Regions from separate parts of the Mus musculus genome. Here region 2 is linked to region 1. A link is a loop called in an ENCODE intact Hi-C map of the cell type or tissue named here. Cell type or tissue: gastrocnemius. All regions are shown on one strand.

Region 1 (8,000 bases):
GAAACTGTTGCTCCATCTAACATGTGACATTTAAATTTAGGTTTTAGTATAAAAGTCTTTTTTAGACTTAACCTTTTTAATTTCTAGAAATTATGTTTATTTTCCCTTTGTTACTGGCTCCTTTCAGTTCCCCATGGAATGATTTGTGGCACTTTTACCTAGATTTGGTCACATGCTGTAACTGAGGCCACTGTGTACCTGCTTATGTTCTTGCTGAATGGTACTTGAGTCACAGACCCATGTCATGACTTGATGGAGTGCAGAGAAGTAAGGGACACCCGGTGTATCCAGGGGCCAAACCTGAACTGTCTCGGACAGACAGTGGGCCGTGCACCAACCCACTGGTGAATCCCTCCTGACTAGGAAGCTGTGACGCATCCCTTGTAGCTGCCAGCCACTGCATCCCAGGAAGTCTCAGGAACTGAGGCCCGAGACATAGGTAGAAGCCAGAATGGTGAGCCACGCCTGGGTGGTGAGCCGAAGAACAGCAAGACAGATGGACATGACGAAGGTCGCTGTAGCAACAGATGAATGAACAGATTTGTGAGGGGGCAGCAGGTGGGGAGCAAGTGTAGAGATGCAGACCCCTGCAGGGGGTTAGAAGAGAGCTGCAGACACTCTGAGGTGCTGACAGAAAAGCATCAGAGGCATCCATTATTCTGCTTCTAGCTGAGGCCACAGTTGTCCCAGTCAGTCTAAGAGTAGTAGGAGAAAAAGCGAGAAGCTGGAAACTGAAGTGCCCTGTCAGGGAGAGAAGTCCTCCTTGCATCATGACCTTGATGTGAGGGAGCTGTCAGAAGCAGGGAGTGGTGTTTCCTAGGGTAGACGGACTTCGACTCAGCTGTTGCTAGACGCGAACACCTTCAAGAGAGGGGAAGAAGAAAACAAACAAACAAAACAAAAAACGGAATGGGCATGTGAGGAGTATAGTGTCTCCAGAGGGTAGAGGGAAGGAGGACTGCTAAAAGGCCCGAGAGGCACCCTCAGACAGGCAGGCATGCACACAGAGAGCCTGCCGTGTACAGAGAGCTTGGCGTGTCCAGAGCCTGGTGTGTCCTTACGCAGGCACACACAAGTGCCAGGCATGTCCAATACGCAGGTGCACCCAGAGAGCCAGGCACATTCAATAGGCAGGCGCGCACCCAGAGAACCAGGCGCGCCACTCATGGTAGTCGCCATCAGGTCTGAACTCCTGAAGCTAAGGATTTTCCTTCCTCTGTGGCCTGTCAGGAGCTACGTCTTTTCTGGACACTTTCTGCCAGGACAGATTCCAAGAGCCCAAGCTTTCTGCTGAGATGGGAGTCGCTACTCCCACAGTGACAAAGCAAGCCCCTCTCTTACACTTCCCCATATTTGTCCCCGCTCTTTGTTTTTGGAACTAACTGATGTTTACAAGCCTTTGTAAAATGATGGTTAATTTTATCGCTTTTACCTTACAGGGGTCAAGTGATCAATATGAGATATCTGGAATATTTTGAGAAAATACTTCATTTTATTAAAGATAGAATTCTTGTTTATCACGGGTAAGCCTCCAGTTCTCCTCTTTGCTGTGATGCATTGGTCCCATGTGTTTCATGTGTGGTCTATCTGTGAGATTTGAAAACTGAACCACATGTAAATGAGGAAAATACCTAATAAAAAATATAAAAAAAGAAAAAAGAAAACTGAACCACAGGCAGACCAAACGAACTAGACCGGAAGTTTAATTAAAGCCTGCTTCCGCCAGAGTAATGGCTTCACAGTGTTGGCCTTGGCAGTGCTTTCGGCCAACACTCATCACAGTGACACTCCCGATTGCCGACAGAGCTTCCGTCCATCCCGCGGGGCATTGAGTTTTGAGGTGGAGTCACCAGCTGAGCATGAGAACCGTGTGGCGCCCCCCCAGCAGGGTGCTTAGATCCGAGCAGCTTGAGAAGTGAAACCACACACTTGCCAGTGCAGAGTTGGAACAGGAGAATCAAGGGTCAGCTAAGACCCCCGCGCCTGCGCATTGGCCTGCTGCATTTCCTGATTCGCCGCGCATGCCTCTGCAGCCCCACACCTGTTGGCTCGCATTGACTCCTGCTGTTGCCCAGTGTGGGATGCTGTCTATCCTCTCCAAAGACCTCTTCATGCTCAGGGCCTTTGCATTAGATGGTATGACATTTATACGGGACCCACACATGGGCCTCCAGTGCATTGCGTCAGCCCCAGGCCAATGCTCGCTGCTTAGGGGATGCGGAGCAGGTGGATAAGAAGTCAGTAACATGATTTTCTCACATGTATTATTGATTTGGGTGGATGACCCTGTCAGTGAGATGCCCTGGGATATATGGGCCTGCAGCATTGAGCTGCTTGTCCTTAGGAGCAGTTATTTAAGACGTGAATGGATCTGCGTATCGTATTCTGCATTAACCTCCCTCTGCCCTTCCCCCTCTCTTCAAGAGCAAATAATCCAAAGGGCTTATTGGAAGTCAGAGAAGCTCTGGAAAAGGTACACAAAGTGGAAGACCTCCTTCCAATTATGAAGGTAAGTTTGCTATTAGCATCTCAGGTGGGGCTGGAGCAGTGACTTGGTACTGAAGAGCCCTGCCTTTATCATCCCAAGGACCCGGGCTCGATTCCCAACACTCACGTGGTGACCTCCTGTGGTGTCTCAAAACTGTCTGTAAGTCCAGTGCCAGGGCATCTGACTTCTGACCTCTGCAGGCACCGGGCATGTAGGGTGCACAGACATACATGCAGACAAAACACACATACACTTAAATTGAAAATATATCTCAGGAGGAATTGTATAAAAGAAAACCAAAGCACATATGTGACTGTTGCGCTGTCTCAGAACTTACAAAGTATAGCATCTGAGACCCCACATTAACACACTGTAAGCAGTAACCCAGATCAAGTACAGCGCTGGAACCAGACTCAACCAGAACCGACTTTCGAGACGCAGTCAATTCAGGAAACAAAGGACTTGAAAATAAATATACTCACGCTGGACCTGTGGCCACAGTCCAGTACTCCCCAGCGGCCCAAAAGCCACGCAGCTGTAGTTAGATGGATTCCTAAAAGGAGAGTTGGAGAACCCCGTCTCCCCCAGATTCCTGTGGGCGTTGTTTGTTGTCCCGTAGGATAGGCGTGTGGAGGCCAGCAGCTGCAGAAGAGGAGGTACCTGAGGCAGGGGCGGGGGAGCCCTTGTTGTGTGGCCACATCTGCAGTGGAAGTCTGTGCCGTAGCAGGGGTTGCTCAGAGTTAACTGTGAGCTGAGACAGAGCTGTGGCCTTGATGGTGGGAAGTTGCTCTGAGCACCTTCATCTCCATTTGCTCCCAGAGGTGCCTCACTGGGAGTCACGGGAGTACCCTCTCCTGGTACCTAGTAGGCCCGTGTCTGATTCCCAGCACTGCAGCAGCAACAGCATAAGTCGTGACGTCCGTTTCCATCTGAAATGCGCTCTGAGAATGGAACTGAGGTGCGGCTTTGACATAGAAAGTCAGAACTAAAGGAAAGATCACAGAAGGAGACAAAAATACCCATAAGTCTTGCATGACACGGTAATGGCAGATTTGTTGGAAGAAGACTCTCAGGTGGCTTTTAACATCACTTGTGTGGTGCTGACCTTCAGTATCCCGGCAGCTCCTCCATGACAGGCGGCAGGACACACTGCGGACAGGAGACCGGCACTGCGCTGGGTCAGCCTCTGTGGATTTCAGTCACTAAAATCTAGTAAGACTTCAGGTGGGAGACGAAATCTGCTTACACAGATCGTGGAAAGGAAAGCAGCGTGCCAAGGTGCATTCACAACACCTAGCCAGAGGGTGGCAGCACTGCCCTGCTGTGTCGTCTGTAGGAGCTTGTCCTTTGGATGGGAGCGTTTCCAGCTTCAGACTGGCTTCAGCCGGATTATGGATGTGCATATGGGAAACTTGTAGCTTTCTTCTTCCTCTGAAAAACATGGCGTGCCACTGGAGACTTAGAAAAGCACTCAGGCCCCAGCAGATAGATCGTTAGCCAGGAGCATGGACCAGAGTCAGAGGCCCTCCCTCAGCCCTCCACTCTGCCACTTCCTGGCCCAGCAGTATGGCCAGGTTTGTTCCTTTTCCTGGGACTGTGCATTCATACCTGGTCTGTTTGTGGCAAGGATTCAGTGGGCATACGGGAAAGCACCTGCACTTGTTTTCTGAGAGCCAGTCCCTGAAGAAAGGCGCTTCTCCCTCAATTCAGCTGAAAGCCCTGGTAGTCAGTCCTGCCCAGCTGCACCCTGCCGTGGGCCTCCAGCCATCGCTCCTGTGGCCTGCTGCAGGAGAAGCCCTCCCGCCAGAGCCCAGAGTCCTTTGTCTGTCACTGCCTGCCCTATTCCAGCTCCATCCATCCCAGCCAGAGTCGGAGGGCACTATTCTAGAATAAAGGCAGAGCATCGCAGGTTTTAACTCAGAGCTGGCATCTGAAGCTGTGTTCCTAGGAGACACCCTGGCCGGCTTTGAGGAGGTCCCCTCACAACCTGTGGTCTGCGAGGTTAGAGTCTGTGAACCTAAAACACACCTGGAGAGGAACCACTGAGCACCCCTCGGGCCTGCGGCTCTGGGGAGCACTTGCAGGGCACAGTGCTTTTTCAGGGACACATGCTTTTTCAGGTTGCAGGAGCTGGCATTGCTGCTCCTGGCTGGCAAGGCTGCTGCCTGCTGCGCTGGGAGGAGAACCAACCCCAGAGCAGCTGCTGCACTGAGCTAGATCTTGGCTGTAGGGCACCTGCAGCTTTCTGCTGGGGCCCCTGCTGCTCTGTAGGTTTGTGGGATGTGAGGCACTTAGGGCCTGTGTTGCATCTAAAGAAAGGAGAAGTGTTGTTAGCCACTGCCTACCAAGAGAGAGCACATGGTCTCTCAGTTTGAATGCCTCAGACAAGCCCAGAGCTAAGTCTAAGGTTCAGGACGGATTAGAAGTAGACATGTCCAGCCCGTAGCATGTGGGCGATATGTAGCTCAGGGGAGCTGAGAATGCAGCCCAATGTGTGTGTGGTGCTGCATGACAGAACCATGTTACAGTGTGAGAACTGCAGCTAATATGGATTTTTATTTTCCCTCGAAAGCAGTTTAATACCAAAACAAAGGACGGGTTCACCGTGAACACCAAAGTCCCCAGCCTCAAAGATCAAGGGAAGGAATATGACGGCTTCACCATCACCATCACAGGAGACAAGTATGTTCGCTCCAGTGTGACGTGGGGCTGGTGGCGGCCAGTGGAGGGATGTCCTGATGTGAGCCGTGTCTGGGCCATGTGTGTACTCAGTATATGCCTGGGGCAGCATCCTTCCTGGCTAAGTGCACACAACCCATTTGAATTCCCACAGCACCTCTGCCTGGTGCTCAGAGGCTCCGGAGAGCTTGTCCAACAGCAGGAAAACGGGTCCATGCGGGCCCAGGGCTACCATGCACGCATTGCAGATTGCTGGGTCTCGAGAGGGTGGCAATGTCTTTGTGGAAAGTTTGCACATCTGAGGCTCTGGCCATCATTACTCTCAACCGCCGCCAACTGAGAAGCATTTTACAATCATTTCTTCTTTGATAGTTTCATTCATGTCTGTAGTGACTTTTAGTCCTTCTTATCCCCCCAGTTATTCCCACTAAACCCTTCTTCCCACAAGGCCCCCACTCTCTCTCTCTCTCTCTCTCTCTCTCTCTCTCCCCCCCTCTCTCTGTGTATGTATGTGTGTCTGTGTGTCCTGCTGAATTTAAATAGGATAGACCCACATTCAGGCCACTTCTCCCATAAAACTTTCAGCTTTTCCCTGCTTCTTCCCTTTATGTCCCCAAGCCTGGTCTCACCTCTCCCTCCAGCTAATGTTCTGAGAACCAGGAGGTTCTGCAGATAGCGTCATGATAAGTCCATGCTGTGTGAGTTTATCCTCACAGAGCCACAGTGGTGCTGCGTGCAAAAACATAAGCACAAGACATGGTAGTAGCAGTGTTCATGAGCCTCCCACAACTTCTGCTCCTGCCTGGGCAGAGTGGCTGGGAAAGTGACAACAGGGCTCAGAGCACTCCGAGCAGCCACCATTAGCATTCGTGCGTGCGCGCACGTGCGCGCGCGCGCGCACACACACACAACACACGCACACCACTTCTCCAGTTTCTGTTTGGATTGTTTAATCTATGCCATTGACAGCAGTGCTTGTGTTTCAGGGTCGGCAATATCCTATTTTCTGTGGAAACTCAAACCACAGAAGAGAGGACACAGCTGTATCACGCTGAAATAGATGCACTTTATAAAGACCTGACAGCGAAGGGCAAAGTACTGACCCTCTCGGCAGAATTCGGGGTAGGTTTGGCTTTGTTTTATTTTCTGTTCCTGGGGTGTGTGTGTGTGTGTTGCTGAGGATGGAACCTGGTGTGTGTTTGTGAGTGTGTGTGCACATGTACATGTGTGTGCGCGCGTATGTATTGCTGAGGATGGGACTAAGAACTCCAGTGTGCTAGGCAGATGCTTCACTGCTGAGCCACACCCCAGTCCTGCAATTTCTTTGGCAAATGCCCCACCCCCTCACCCCCCACCTACAGTTTCCCCTGTTTCACTGAGGCTGTTTGTCTTATGCCTGAAATCAATTGTAATTGTCTCAGCCTCCTTTCTAGTACTCCTTGGAGCAAAAACATTTCCAGGGTTTAACAACCACAGCAATGGGGTGGCACAGTACATATTGTTAGCTCTGCGGTGCGTCAGTGCAGGTTTGTGGTCAGAAGAGGTTTGTCCAGGTCGGCCACTGTGAGCATGGTCTATAAGTTCCCTCATTAGAATTGCTGCTTACTGTAAAACTGTGATTGTGACTGGCACCTTGAAGGGATTTAGCGTCACCGAGGGGGCACCTCTGGCTGTATCGATGAGTGTATTTCTAGAAAGGTTTAACTGAGGAAGGGAGACCCACCCGAAAGCGGGCAGTGCCCTCCATGGACTGGTTGTCCTGGTCTGAATCAGAAGTGGGAAAGAAAGTTAGCTTTCTAACTAAGCACGCCAGCCCTGAGAGAGGGCAGCTGGTCAAGATCTTGTGCAGCGCGAGTTCCTGACATGGGGCTGAAGTTCATGAATCTCTGTCCTTTCTCCTAGGAGGCTGATGCTGTCTGCAACTTAATCTTATCCTTAGTGTATTACTTTTATAATTTAATGCCCCTGTCTCGAGGATCTAGGTAAGTGATGTCCCGTCCTATGACAGTTTCAGATCGAAACTGTTGCTATGGCTTTTGTTTGTGTCACAGGCACAGCCTCTAAAGCCCACTACAAATCACAAGAAGTTCCCATTGTTTCTTCTAAAATCCACCCCCTGCCCCCAAGTCCCGTTTTTGGTGGGTATAGTGGCATGTGCCTTTAATGGTAACCCTGAGGAGACAGGCAGGTGGGTCTCTGAGATTGACGCCGGCCTAGTCTACACAGTGAGGCCCTGTCTCGGGGAAACAAAATGAAAAATAGAAAGATCACACCCGTGGCCAACCATGAAGGGGATTTAAGGTCAGGCCAAGAGGAGAGGCTCCGTGTGCTGCTCTCTGAAGAAAGCAGCAGGGAGCAACCCGGTGGGAACCCGCCTTCCCTCAGAGCGCAGATGCTCCTGTGGACCCTCAAGTTCCTTATGCTCTTTACGTAGGAAAGTAGAAATATTTTCAAAATAAACACGACAAAGTTCTTCTGTTAACTAAACATTTAAGGTTTTAGTCCAAAGAATTCCTATGTAAGATTCTTTTTCATGATGGACGCCCGCAGGGAGGTTAGCGTGATAGCCATAGGCCAGGGCTGGCTGAAGTCTGTCCTGTCTTGACAGTGTCATTGCGTATTCAGTCATTGTGGGAGCGCTGATGGCCAGTGGCAAAGAAGTGGCTGGGAAGATCCCCAAAGGGAAGGTATGCTGGGCTGGCGGAGGCACAGGCATGGCTGCACCTCGCCCCGGGCTTCTGGCTGTGGACCGCATGCGAGCTAGACCCCACACCATTTCCTTCCTTTTATCACGTCCTGCGCCTCCTCTTTTCCAGTTAGTCGACTTTGAAGC
Region 2 (8,000 bases), 290 kb after region 1:
AGAGCCTTCTAGCTGGATGTGCTTAGGTGGGTGGGAGGCAGCCACGTGTCCAAGTGGGTCCATCTAGGAAGGATGCCTGGAGCTGTCCTCCCTGCACGCACACTGTCCAGGTAGAGAACATCGAGGTAGGTCCATGCCCAGGGTCATGGGTCAGACAGAGGACCAGCTGCATCCACACCATCCATTGTCCCAAGTGGTTCTCACGGATGTCATTTATACCGTCACCCTATCTCCCTCCATCTCGCCTTTGCTAAGGAGCTATGTTCAGTCACGGGCTGGCCTGAGTTAAAGGTCTTAGCTTTACCCTTTTGTTTGGGTTGGAAAAGCCAGGCCTGTTCTCTGGGCCTTGTAGAACCTTGGGCTTCTCCAGAGTCAAGACCCACTTGGGCCACCCCAGTTTTGATTGCTTCTTTGGACTTACAGCCATTTTTAAAATGCTGGGGCAGGGTTATGAGACTAGAAACGTGTTCTCTGTGTCCAGCCTGTCCTGCGTACCCCTGTGACCCTCTGTTTAAGTTCATTTGAACATAAGAACAGATTCGAAGCCAGGGTTTCAGAGACTGTACAGCCTGAACCAAGTGTATGCATGGCCTCTTCACACAGGTGCACAGGCGCACCCCAGTCTCCTCACCCCTCCTCTCTCTTTGTCCATGGATTCCTCCTGTTTCAGCTGGTGCTGGTCCTGTTGACTGCCCTGTTGCCTTCCTCCATCCATCATGATCACCTCTGGCTTTTCCTTCCCCTCCCTCTCCTTTCCTTAATAGGGTGCCACTCTATGTAGCACAGGCTAGCCTATAACTTGCTATGTAAACTAGGCTAGTCTTGAACTCACAGCAGTCTAGTTTCTCAAGTGCTGGGATTACAGGCACACTTGGGACTGCAGGCCTCTCTCTGCACCACATTTCACCGAATGAGATGCCCAGTGTCTCCAGAGAGAGGCAATGTGGGACATCCTTCTTATGGTTTTAAACTCATTTGATATAACCTGGAGAGAGTGACTCCACCTCTGCATTTAAATATGAATTGACCGTTAGCTGTTCCACAGCAACCTCTGACAGCATCTGCCCTGAAACGTCCCAATAGCTGTCTTTATCCCAGGCAGCGTGGCTGCTAGAGAATGTTCCAGAATGGAAGAAGATACTCTTCTATTCTGATAAGGGGATCTAGGGGCTCATTCTGCCTTTGGGGTGTTTATTGACAAGCATATTAATGGTCATGAAGTATGTGTTGCCTGAATGAAGATCGAGCAGCCCATTGTATCACCTGCAGTGGAGACTGGTCCTGTCTGTCGAGGCTGTGTAGCCCTTGCCCCTATTCAGAGACGATAAAGGCTGTATTGTCTGCTTTTGGCTTAGTGCACAAGGTGAAAGAAGACAGAGGGAACCAAGGAAGGAGTGGTCCTTCAGGGGTGGTCCCCAAGGGTAGTCCCCCAGGAGTGGTACCCCAGGGGCTTGCTCCAGCTGGAGAAAGGAGAGACAGGGAAAAAAACAAAGCTGGACCTAGAGTTGCCTCCAGGTAGGTTATGTATGTGTCTGCTGCTTCTACCCAACACCCAAAGCACCTTGCCTTTTTAGGTGGGCTCCACACATACACATCACTAAACCCCTTTTGTCCTGCCAGCTGTCCATGGCACCATTGAGGGTATGGTGTACATTGCTGACCCAGACCTGTCACCGAGCAGTGACACGGGCCCCTCGCTTTTCCTACTGAGCTCAGCAAAGATGCATGGAGTGTAGAGCTCACCGTCCCCTCTGCTAATCTCCATTTTTGCTGTGTATGGGTTAGGTGGTAAGCACACCACATCCTGAGTTTGGAGGACAGAAAGGATTGAGCAGCCACGACCTCAGCTTTCTTGCTTCAGTAGATGTCAGAGAGTGGGTGTCACAGGCAGCCATGTCTGAGCAGAACTTGGGGCCTGTGCAAAGGGCAGGCAGTCTGGGGGGTTGCATGAAGAAGCCAGAGGAGGCGCAGGACTTTATTCTTTTCATCCTATAGCAGGAGGGTGTCTTGGAGTGGAGAGACACATGGTTGCTGTCCCCATGGGGCCATGTGGCATTCTTAGTAATCTCCACAGACACAGACAAACTCCCATGAAGAGCTACAAAGCCATCATCTCTGTAAGTCACCTAGAGAACCCGGGCTATGTCCTTCTTCTGGCGTTCTGTCTGAATGGGGTTAGTGCCCCTTGGGGCTAATGTCAAGTTATAGAGGTCATGTAGAAAGCTAGGTGAGAGCTGGGCAGTGGTGGCACACGCCTTTAATCCCAGCACTTGGGGGGCAGAGGCAGGCAGATTTCTGAGTTCAAGGCCAGCCTGGTCTACAGAGTGAGTTCCAGGACAGCCAGGGCTACACAGAGAAACCCTGTCTCGAAAAACCAAAAAAAAAAAAAAAGAAAGCTAGGTGAGGCTGTGGGTAGGAGCTGCATCAATGACACCCCTCCTTCGTGACAACCAGACTCTGTCACCATATTCCAAGTGGCAGGAACCACAGCAACCAAGAAAAGCCAACAGAGGAGCTTGTCAATCCAAACAGGTGAGGGGAGCCAGCCACTCTGTAGTATGTTCAGGAAGCAGGCTGGAGCAGGCTTTGGCAATCCATCCAGAAATGGCGTGCATGGAGGGAAGATGACTCAGGGAGAGAAAATCCCGTGCCTCTCAGTCAGCATGATACAGCAGTTACAATGTTGCTTCTCCTCGCTGATCACCGGTCTGCTCTGAATAATTTATGGCTCTACCCACAGGAGGCTGCCAGGCCGACTGAAAAGCACAGATGCTCACGCATGCACTTATGGCACACCAGTAAACATAGCCCAGAGTTCCAGCATCCCCGTGCCAACAGGACCGGTTTGGTGCACTGGTGGCAGCGAGGCTATTTACGTGTGGCTGGGGAAAGTGAAGGCGGTGGCCGCCCTGCTGTCTAGGCGAACAGAAAACAGAATTTGCTTTGCAAAGCCCTCAGCGAGGTGCTTTCCTATAGGTGCTGTCCCAGAAACAGCTGCCGAGCCTTGGGCTCGTCTCCTCATACCAGTGCCGCGCTGGGCATCCGGCATACGGGCTTGTCCACCTGACTCTGCAGACAGACTTGAAAAGTTGATTTCACTCAGTCTGTTCTACAAGGAAAACGCTAGAACCGGGAGCAACCGGCCAATCCAGTGAATTTTAAGGAGATGGTGGCTCAGTGGTGAAAGCACCTACCATGCAAGCATGAGGCCTGGAGCTGAGATCCGTATAGGTGAGCTCTGGGCTTGATTGAGAAACCCTGCCTCAATGAATAAGATGGAGCTGAGTGGTTGAAGAAGATGCCCAATCTCGACCTTGGGGGTCCATATCCATGTGTACATGCACACATGTATGTGCACCTCCTACATGTACCCCCCACACACACACACTCATGGACACACACACATGCGTGTGCAAAATGGAAACCCAAAAAAAGGTAGTTCCTTGCTCGGATCTGGCCACTGCTCAAAAACCTGGCTTTATCTGCAAACAGCTTGGTGTTTTTTTTTTTTTTTTAAACAGCTTGGTGGGTTTTGTTTGTTTGTTTGTTTGTTTTTGTTTTTGACCATATAAGCTGGTGGGAAAACTCTTCACACAGTTTTTATTAAAAATTGCCACACAGATGCGAAAGAAAGGTTGTCTACTACAAATCAGAGCATGCTGCTTCAAGCCTGTATGATAGGATTGCAAACAGTAGCTCCTAGGAGGCATATAAACACGTGCACATGAATACACACATGCACACACATGTGTGCACACACTCGCAGAGAAGCTTCGGCTTAGGACTTCTGACTTTAGGGTAATGCACAAGCAGGGATGGATTTGAGTAGGAACCACATGTGCATTTTAAGCCTGGATCTTTTCTCTGGCTGGCAGTGTGTCAGATGATACTTCTTCTGAGGTTTGGGACAGTGATGTTGAGCTACGGCTCCCTGTCAGTTGCCTTTGTGAGGGGAGCAGCCGACACCCAGTCTGCTGGGACTGAATTAGAACAATCTGGCTGGGGGGGAGGGGGCACATGCATTTTCCACCTAAGATGATTTGGGTTCATGGTGAGGATGTTATAGTAAATTGCATCTAGGGGGTGTATGTGTGTGTATGTGTGTGTATGCATGTGTGCACATATGCAGAGAGACTGTTACCAGTCAAATTTTGCGAGGCCTGTCTCTCATTGGTGAAACTGTCTTACACTAGTCCCTTTGGATTAACCCACCAATCGTTTAAAATTGTGTGGGACTACTTAGCAAGGCTTGCTCTCTACTGGCTGCAACTGAAGCATTATGGGCACAGAGTCCCCTTAAGTCATACAGCACATTCTGGAGAATGACAGGGGGTTGTACATGCTCTCTCCCTCTACATCTCTCTCCTCAGATCTACTCACTGGGTGAGCTGCATTCGCCACTGATGTCCTATACAGTGCATGAGGGGATGGACGGCTTAGGTGTGATGGGCCTGACAACAGAAGGATCGAGGGACAGGAGGGCAGGGTTGCAGGGGGCAGAACAGAACAGCAGGATTGGGTGCTAGGGAAATCATGTAGGGAAGGAAGGTGGGAATAATGTGTATGATCTGGGGGACAGAGAGTTGGGGGACAAGGCAGGAGCATCTAAGTGAGAGGAGCCCAGAGCATGTGAGAGCCAGGCTATTGGCCTCCATTTGGGCAAGGTGTCAGACGCAGGAGGGAAGGAAGGGAAGCTAGGCAGGGCTGAGGCCCGAGGCCAAGAGGACCCGGCCCCTGTCAGGTGGTGATGATTTTGGACGTGAGCGCTCAGCCTGTCTTTGGATTTCAGGTCCAACCAGAAAGATGCCACCCAGCGCTAGCGCGGTGGACTTCTTCCAGCTCTTCGTCCCGGACAACGTGCTCAAGAACATGGTGGTACAGACCAACATGTATGCCAGGAAGTTCCAGGAGCGGTTTGGCAGTGACGGTGCCTGGGTGGAGGTGACGTTGGCAGAGATGAAGGCCTTCCTGGGCTATGTGATCTCCACCAGCGTCTCGCACTGTGAGTCGGTACTCAGCATTTGGAGCGGAGGCTTCTATAGCAACCGGAGCCTTGCCCTCGTCATGAGCCAGGCCCGCTTCGAGAAAATCCTCAAGTACTTCCATGTTGTGGCCTTCCGATCCAGCCAGACCACGCATGGGCTCTACAAGGTCCAGCCCTTCCTCGACTCCCTGCAGAGTGGCTTTGATGCTGCTTTCAGGCCGTCTCAGACCCAGGTGAGCTCACGTGTGTGCACTTGCATGTATGTATTTCCACACGCAGGTCCATGCATGCAGATGTGTTTGTGCATGATCATATGCATGTATATGTGTGCACACACACGTGTGTGTGTGTCCAAGCATGCAGATGTGTTTGTGCATGTGTGTGTGTGTACATGTGTCATATATGTTTGCGTGTGCATGTGTGCATGCATACATGTTTGTGTGCCAGGTGTCATTGAACACCTGAGACTTTTGGCTCAGGAGAGGATTTAGGACGCCTTTCCCCCTGTCCTTGCTTACCTTCTCTAGTGACTACAAGTCTCTTTAAGGTCATCAGCCAGACTGCTAACCTTATGAGCCAAATGCGTTTGTAAGGGAGGGTGGGGCTTGAACTCCAGCCCCCAGACAGTTGGAATTTAACCCTTCACTCGGAGCTACAGCAGTCTCCTTTTTCCACCTTCTCCTCATCCATGGCTTTTCCCACACGAGGCTTTACACAGACCCAGCCTCAGGGTCCCTGTCATAGTCACTGAGGGACACTTCCTGGCTAGGCACCTTCTGGTGGGTGAAGAAATGACCTGGAATTGTGGTGATTCATTCGGTCACTGGGACTTCTTAGATGCCAAGGTCCACCTGGCCACTCAGGCCAGAGCCTGAAGCCTCATCCAGGGGCTGGTAGGTCAGCACTGTCACAGCCCTGACTCCTTCCAGATATCCTGAACCTGTTCCAGAAGGTGGAGTCTCTCATGGTTCTCAGCTCCTGACCCACACGGCCTTCCTTGTCCACCTGCGCACAGTGCTGTCACACTGGATGCTGTCACACTGGGTGCTGTCACACTCAGTGCTGTCACGCTCAGTCTAGTGACAGAATCTCAGAACTGCTCTGTTGACCTAGCACGGTGAGGAGGTGCTGATGGATCAGAGGTTTTGCCCCTAGGTGAGCCAGCTGAGTTTCCTCTGTGGAGAGTTTCCAGTGACACAGTCGCACCATTTTTACGCTTGCAACTGTCTTTTAAGGGGCTTCTGCTGGGCTCCCACTCCCGATGGCCGCACTCCCAAGTCTGTAATGTTCTCCTGTTCTGCACAACTGGAAACTTTAGGGCTTTCGTGGGGTGTTACTGTCTCAGGTCCAATGGGTGTTACTATGTCTCAGGTCCATGGGCTTTGGAATATTCTGCACAGGCGCTCCTACCGTTCTAGAACTTACCAGGCACCGTGTGTGAGCCAGAGGTGCGGTGTCGGGGAGGGGGTGGCAAGCTACATCCTTGCCTGGGAACTTCTCTTTCCCTCTTCCTAGAGGACTGCCTGCAGACCAGGTGAGATGTTCTTCTCCACACCCTTGTCAGAGTTGAGGTCAGACTTACTGTGATTCTCAGGAGTGGCCCAGAGCCTGCTGCTACCTGGTGCCACCATTATGACTCTGCCCTGAACACACAGATATTCACACACATGCACACACACACACACACTCAGGGGCATGACTCTCAGCGTGCAGCATTGGGGGCTACCATTGTAGCAAGCGTTACCCTTTGCAGAAGGTTTTACAGAGTCCGCAGAAGACTCCAGAATCTACCAGCAAACAAAGCAGCTGTTTTTGCGTGATGCCCGCACACGGGCACAAGACGGGAGGTGCTACTCTCATCAAAACTGGAGTCAGACTAATCAGAGAAACATCCCTGGAGAGGGATTATGCAAATAAGTCAGAGATGCCTCCCTTGCCAAAGTCGACGCCTGACACACCCTGAGTGGCTTGTCGCACAGAGGGGACTCAGGGATGGTGCTGTGTGACAGAGCCGACTGTTTTCCCCAGAGGAGGAGGAGGGAGGCTCAGAGATGCTTGCTCGCCCTGCTGTGATTCGTTGTAACTGTGCTTGGAGATCATGGAGAGATGGGCTCCCTGGCTCACTGAGGGGGGCCCTCTTCTTGGATGGCTGGAAACAGCAGACTCACAGTCTAGACAAGGAGATAGGCAGAGGAAGAACAGGAAGCCGAGGCCACCTTCATGCCATTTTCCCTGTTCCTAAGACCCCCTTAGATTGTCCATTTTGCTAGATAGTTCCACATGGGGCTTTGAATGTGTCATAAGCTGCAAGGAGCCAGAGAATGTGAGGGTCTGGGCTGCAGTCCAGGCAGGCCAACTTGTCTGCTCCCAAACTGAGCAGTGTCAGGGGCTCCTACCGAGGTCCTCGGGGCAGGTCCTCGGGTCCTGTATGCAATGTAGAGAGGTATGGCTGATACTTTAAAAGGAAAAGATTTATTTTTATTTTATGTACATGAATGTTTTCCCTGCATGTGTGTAAATGTGTGGGCGTACATGTGTGCATTACCCACAGATCAGGGGAGGGCATTGCATCCCCTGGAACTTGAGCTCTGCAAGGTTGTGAGCCACCACGTGAGTGCTGGAAACCAAATTTGAGCCCTTTGTAGGAAGAGCATCGCTAAAGCCTCAAGGCTGATGCTTTCAAACATAGAACTGAATGAAGGTGCTGTTACCAAAAGAATGCAGGTCACAACTGCTAAGACCACTGTCCAGTGTCTATGCCAGGCCATGGCCTGATGACCTAGTGCCCACCCCAGGCCATGGACTGATATGGCTTTTGGGGGAAGACCTCATGCCCTGAATGGACTCAAACCTGCCGAGAGAGAGCCACACTTGACCACCATCTCCAGGATCTTCGTTCGTTGAAGCTTCCTCTGCACAGAGTCAGATACTATTTTAGACTTCATGTGGTCTCTACTGGGTCTTGTCCTTTCTTTCAAGTGACCATGGAGTTGCAGTAGATGAGAACAGGGGATTA

Evidence for each region. Hi-C counts contacts between places; a loop is a spot of excess contacts. Peaks named below come from ENCODE experiments on the same cell type or tissue, not always from the same donor. Only the 100,000 strongest peaks of a DNase experiment are listed, where the experiment ranks them.
Region 2: a loop joins it to region 1, with 1.9 times the contacts of the local background. A loop is called at or near these places in 6 of 42 quality-filtered maps.

The regions. Positions count from the first base shown.
Region 1 is chr8:124,673,511-124,681,510 of GRCm38, reverse strand. It overlaps Ttc13 (tetratricopeptide repeat domain 13), which reads left to right. Exons shown (of 23, transcript NM_001373939.1): 16 at 1,440-1,523; 17 at 2,425-2,509; 18 at 5,061-5,170; 19 at 6,154-6,289; 20 at 7,070-7,149; 21 at 7,776-7,854; 22 at 7,984-8,000. Among named protein-coding and RNA genes, the nearest start is that of Gm46058, 11 kb to the left of the region's middle. In gastrocnemius, a CTCF peak has its summit at 3,786 (motif pointing right); DNase peaks (open chromatin) are centred at 3,807, 4,263, 4,657, 5,274 and 2 more places.
Region 2 is chr8:124,381,412-124,389,411 of GRCm38, reverse strand. It overlaps Pgbd5 (piggyBac transposable element derived 5), which reads left to right. Exons shown (of 7, transcript NM_171824.2): 2 at 4,790-5,217. The coding sequence starts at 4,804. Among named protein-coding and RNA genes, the nearest start is that of Pgbd5, 49 kb to the left of the region's middle. In gastrocnemius, no CTCF peak of the experiment used is centred here; DNase peaks (open chromatin) are centred at 2,722 and 4,827; H3K27ac peaks cover 731 bases.